Regions from separate parts of the Homo sapiens genome. Here region 2 is linked to region 1. The links are chromatin contacts, found by Hi-C in ENCODE. All regions are on one chromosome and are shown on one strand. The core of a region is the stretch at or near the end of the contact, and the rest is flanking DNA. Distances in the headings are between cores, read along the strand shown. Region 1 overlaps MYO5A (myosin VA). Region 2 overlaps RAB27A (RAB27A, member RAS oncogene family).

The links. Hi-C counts contacts between places; a loop is a spot of excess contacts on that map. Pooled maps may share reads with other maps.
Region 2: a loop to region 1 is called in a pooled map, with 12 times the contacts of the local background. The contact joins two enhancer-like sites. A Hi-C loop is called at or near these places in 2 of 37 single-sample maps with no recorded cell type and 3 of 50 pooled maps.

What each region holds. Positions count from the first base shown.
Region 1 is chr15:52,382,030-52,384,729 of GRCh38, forward strand. MYO5A (myosin VA) reads right to left here. Exons shown (of 42, transcript NM_001382347.1): 15 at 2,132-2,293; 16 at 1,062-1,159. Among named protein-coding and RNA genes, the nearest start is that of MYO5C, 88 kb to the left of the region's middle. RefSeq lists enhancers at 1,455-1,514, 1,555-1,784. Within about 2 kb of position 1,367, at least 2 of the 41 ENCODE cell types and tissues checked have a DNase peak (open chromatin) inside an H3K27ac peak, as active enhancers do.
Region 2 is chr15:55,275,905-55,278,659 of GRCh38, forward strand. The region is part of intron 1 of RAB27A (RAB27A, member RAS oncogene family); the gene reads right to left. Among named protein-coding and RNA genes, the nearest start is that of RAB27A, 13 kb to the right of the region's middle. Within about 2 kb of position 1,392, at least 5 of the 41 ENCODE cell types and tissues checked have a DNase peak (open chromatin) inside an H3K27ac peak, as active enhancers do.

The DNA of each region.
Region 1 (2,700 bases), core at 117-2,616:
GTAGCTGGGATTACAGGCGCCCGCCACTACACCCGGCTAATTTTTGTACTTTTAGTAGAGACAGGGTTTGACCATGTTGGCCAGGTTGGTCTCAAGCTCCTGACCTCAGGTGATCCACCCACCCTGGCCTCCCAAGTGCTGGGATTACAGGTGTGAGCCACTGCACCCGGCTGACGGATGCTTTTTCATTTATTTTTATACTATTCTGTATTTCCTGAAAACTGTCTTTACAATGTACATGTATTACTTTTAAAATTAGAAAAATAGGCTGGGCATGGTGGCTCGCGCCTGTAATCCCACTGGGAGGCCGAGTGGGGACGGATCACGAAGTCAGGAGTTCAAGACCAGCCTGGCCAAGATGATGAAACCCTGTCTCTACTAAAAATAGAAAATTAGTTGGGCATGATGGTGCATGCCTGTAATCCCAGCTACTCGGGAGGCTGAGGCAGGAGAATCACTTGAACCTGGGAGGCAGAGGTTGCGGTAAGCCGAGATCGCGTTATTGCACTCCAGCCAGGGCAAGAAGAGTGAAACTCTATCTCAAAATAAATAAATACATACATAAAATTAGAAAAATATTTCTGTTTTGTAAAAAAAACTCCAGAAAAATTGATTCTCCCTTCATGCATGGTATCTGAAGCAGGAGGAGGTGCTGGTGAAAACAGACACCCTCTGATGATTTCAGCAGTGGAGAAGCAGCAGGTAAGCATTCGCCAAACAGCCTTATCCCAGCCAGTGCTGGTTCCACCTAATGCCCAAATGAACAAAAATCCCAGAGAGATCAATTGAAGTAAATTCAAAACAGAAAACAGAACCAGAATGCTTGGTTGACCTCAAGTTTTCAAATCTTCAGATGGCTGCTAATTTACTCTCACATTCTCAAAAGGGACAAAAACTGAAAAAATAATCTACTGACTAGTGGTTTCCCTCTACAAGGCATGAAGACTTACCCAAATATTTTTTTCCTTATAAAAATGTAAGGAAAATATTAGTTTGCTTGGCTGGTTTGGCACTTCTTATAAGATATGTACTTTTTCACTGGGTGGTTCAGAAATACTTACGTGAATGGGAACTTGAAGTCATTAGGCTTGATACAGCGCACATAGTGAGGGGTAGTGGCATTGAGTGTCTCCATAAGCAGGTGCAGGGAGTTTCTGAACTGCATGAAAAAGGGCAGAAGAGGGTATCAAGGCTTTGTCCAAAGTCAAAGGTGAGGTAAAACAATGGGAAATTCCCTTCCTATGACACTAATGGAGAAAACTTTGCCACTTATAAACTTGACCCATCTTCAGAAGAGGAGCTGCCACAAAACAAGAATGCTAGGGCTTTTGGTTAAAATTTGCCTAAATTCTACCATTTTCATGCTTACTCTGCTAAATATAGATTCCTATACTCCCACTCCTTTTCCCCACAGGAAGCTACAGAAACCTGTTATGAGCTTAGTCATATGTAACTAACAATATAACCTTGCTTTAAGGCTATTTAATCACATAAAGTGGGAATTTTGATGGAAGATACTGGAAAACGTAGCAGATGACTTAAAAGAGTATAGGTAATGAATGAGAGAATGACAAAGGATAGGCAGAGAGGAGTTAAAATTAGGGACCTAGGATCAGGACTGGAGGCTGTGGACCTGGGTCAGGCCCTGTTTCTGTCTACACCAGGCACAGGGTCCCATGCACAGGACAGCAAGCTGAGGAGCGCTCAGCCTCCATTCAAAGCCCTACTCCCTGTTCAGGCACTAAGCATGTATGTAACATTTCCCACTCTCAGAGAACATAAGACATCAAAGAAAGGCGAGGGCCCTGTTCTGAAGGAGCTGACCGAGGCACTGTACAAATATAGAGACAAAACAAACAGAAAACTAAGCAAAGATGGGGTGGTCTGAGAGACGATATGCACGAGAGAATTAAGCTGTAGAGAAAATTATTTCGGGAAAGGCTTATGCAGAGTCACAGGTCTAAAACTGGGTGGAGAAGAGTTTTAGTGGATGGTGTCGTATGATCTCACAGTGAAAGCTCTAGGCTCTCCTCACCTGAGGATCCCACCTGGGAGGCTGAAGAGGGAAGATCTGAGGTTTCAGATGAGCCAGAAAGGAAGGAGCGTGGCAGCGGCAGCTCCCTGAACTCACCTGATGCCCCACTGTTTTCTTGTGCTCTTTGGCCATTTGGCCTGGTCTGCCTTTGGTGGGCTTTGCAGGAGTTCGTGTGAGGGGTGTGCGCCCTGAGGAGGTGGCTGAAGTTGGACTGATGGCCTTCTCATCATCTTGAAATAGTTCTGGTAGCATCTTAAACTAAGTCAGAAACAATATAAAGAAATTACATTCTAAACCAAACTTGAACGCAAACCTTCACAAAAGAAATATTACAGAGATTCCCTTCCTTAAGTAATCACTGTCAGAGTCACACTCCAGAAAGAGTCAGTATCTGTGCTAAGAGCCAAGAATATGAGAGGAAGGTGAGGTAAGTGCTATACAAAAATAACACGGAAAAATGCAATAATTCTACAACCATGTCTGGGGGAAAGCAAAGTCAAAACTACTGCACCCGGACTTGAAAACCTAATCCACAGGAAGTGACAAATCTAAACATATTAATGGGCTTGAACTATAATTATTTTACGAGAAAAACAGTAATTGAAAGTCTTATTACCTCAGTTCCACAAACTGTTTTAGCATCAGGTGGAGAAAAACACTAGTCC
Region 2 (2,755 bases), core at 142-2,641, 2.9 Mb after region 1:
TAGGATGGCTAATTAAAAAAAAAAAAAAAAAAAAAACAAGAGATAAGTGTTGGCAAGGATGTGGAGAAAAGGGAACCTTGTACGCTGTTGGTGGGAATACAAATTGGTACAGCCACTATGGAAAACATTATGGAGCTTCTTTAAAAAAATGTTTTCAAAAATTTTTTAAATAGAATACCATAGGATTTGGCAATCCTACTTCTGGGTATAATACATCTGAAAGAATTGAAATCAGGATTTCTAAGTGATATCTGTACTCCCATGTTCACTGCAGCATTATTCACAATAGCCAAGACTTAGAAACAACCTCAATGTCCACTGACAATGAATGAATGAAGAAAATGTGGTCTATACATACAATGAAAAAGTATTCAGCCTTAAAAAAGAAATAAATCCTGCCACCTGTGACAATACAGATAGGTGGAAGATATTATACTAAGTTAAATAAGCCAGACACATAAAGAAAAATACTATGTGATCTCCCATATATTTAATATATAGAATCTAAAATGTCAAACTCTCCAAGCATGGTGGCCACTCCTGTAGCCCCAGCTACTCAAGAGGCTGAGGCGCGACAATTGCTTGAGCCTATGACTTCAAGGCTGCAGTGAGCTATGATCACGTCACTGCACTCCAGCCCGGGCAGCGGAGTAAGATCTTGTTTCTAAAAGAAAAAATTTTAATTTAAAAAAAAGTAACTCAAACTCCCAGAAGCAGAGAGCAGAATGATGGTTGCCAGGGACTGGGAGGAGGGGGAAATGGGAAGGTCATAGTTAAAGAGAACAAGTTTCAGTTATGCAAAATAAATAAGTTCTGAAAAGCTATTATACAGTATAGTGTCTATAGCTAATAATACTGTATTATATACTGAAAATCTGCTAAGAAGATAGATCCAGTGTTAATTGTTCTTACCACACACACACAAAAATGCAATAATAATAAAACAGGCAGGATAAAACCTTGGGAGGTGATGGATACATTTATGGCCTTGATGGTGGCGATGGTTTCATGGGTGAATAATTATCCCCAAATTCATCAAGATGTATACATTAAATATGTACAGACTTTTTATCTGTCAATAATACCTCCCATAAAGTAGTTTTTTTAAAAATAAATTGTTAAGTAGGGGAAGGAAAGAATGAACAAACAAACGTAGGAACAAATGAACAAACTCAGGTAAGAAAGAGGAGATGAAAATGGTATACTTGTGGCAGGGGTGGATGGAGCAATGAGCTAAATTCTCTACTTCTGTAATAAAGTATCAATAGATAATGACTAAAACTGAAAAACTGACCACAGAAATATAAATGTGTCATTTAGAGACTAGATGTATAAACTACTGCAAGACTTCAGTGGTTAACTCTGGAGAGCAGGAAATGGGCTGGGGGAGAGGCGTCTACTGGTTTTTTGTAACAGCCCTTGTAAAACAACGTCCACGTATAACTTTGGTAAATTTGGCAGGGCACGATGGCTCATACTTGTAATCCCAGAACTTTGGGAGGCAGAGGCGGGCAGGTCACTTGAGGCCAGGAGTTCGAGACCAGCCTGTTTGTCTCCATAATAAATGGCTCCTGACTGCTGTATTTATTTCGTGTCTTTTGTTAATTTATATTTCCTTCTCCCTCCCCTCACCTTTGCTGTCAGGCAGCTATCCCTCACCACAGTAATCAGTGTGCCTTCCTGGGACAACCCCTACCCCTTCCGATGCACTGTTTTTAATTGACAAGGCACCTGGAAACCAAATAACCAAGCTTATTAGAACTGTGTGTAAAATGAAGAAAAATGGGCACCAAAAAATGTTCTGAAAGTTGCTCTGTGATGCAGGTTGGCAATTTTCAATACATTAACCATTTGTCCAACTCAGAACCGTTTGGCCTTACTATCAACTATGGGTCAGTAGGCTGGGTGACACTCAGTGGGACCAACCATCCCAGTTTAGTGGGGACTGAGTTATAGCACTGAAAGTCATGCATCCCGGGAAACCATATCCCAGCATTGGGCAAGTTACTTCATCTTCTTCAACCTGTTTCATCATCTGTAAAATGAAAGATAATATCTGCTTTGAAAGATTGTTGAGGATTAAATGAGAAAATGTTTGTATAACTCTTGACACATATGGTAGCTGTAGCTATTATACTCACTTGCATATTGTTATTATCAACCCTAGTATCAGGTAGAAAAAGAAAGTATTCTTAGAAACATAACCTGTAATTTGCTTTATATATAGTGGACTTCAGGAAGCTGCAATGTTTGCTTTTGTGAATTTCCTTCCCATTTTGTAACACACATTTTGTTTCAGGGACTAAAACATATTAAAGAAATTTAATAGTTCAACATTTCTGATTTCTCTACTGGACAAAAGCCTGGCAGGTTTCCACTATATTTTCATAGAAATGACTCTTTTACACTATGGGAGCCCTGGGGTATTTATGTCAGTAGCCGCTTCTAAACTTGTGAACAGAAATCAGCCTGCCACCTCACAAAGAAGAGGCATCATATCTGAAATTTGTTTTTAATTTCCATTTCACTTTTTTCCTTCATAATAGCACCAGATTATTCAGTCTTCTAATCATTATTATTTTTTTTTTTTTTTTTTGAGAGGGAGTCTCACTCTGCCACCCAGGCTGGAGTGCAGTGGCACGATCTCAGCTCACTGCAAGCTCCACCTCCTGGGTTCACGCCATTCGCCTGCCTCAGCCTCCCAAGTAGCTGGGACTATAGGCGCCCGCCACCACGTCTGGCTAATTTTTTGTAT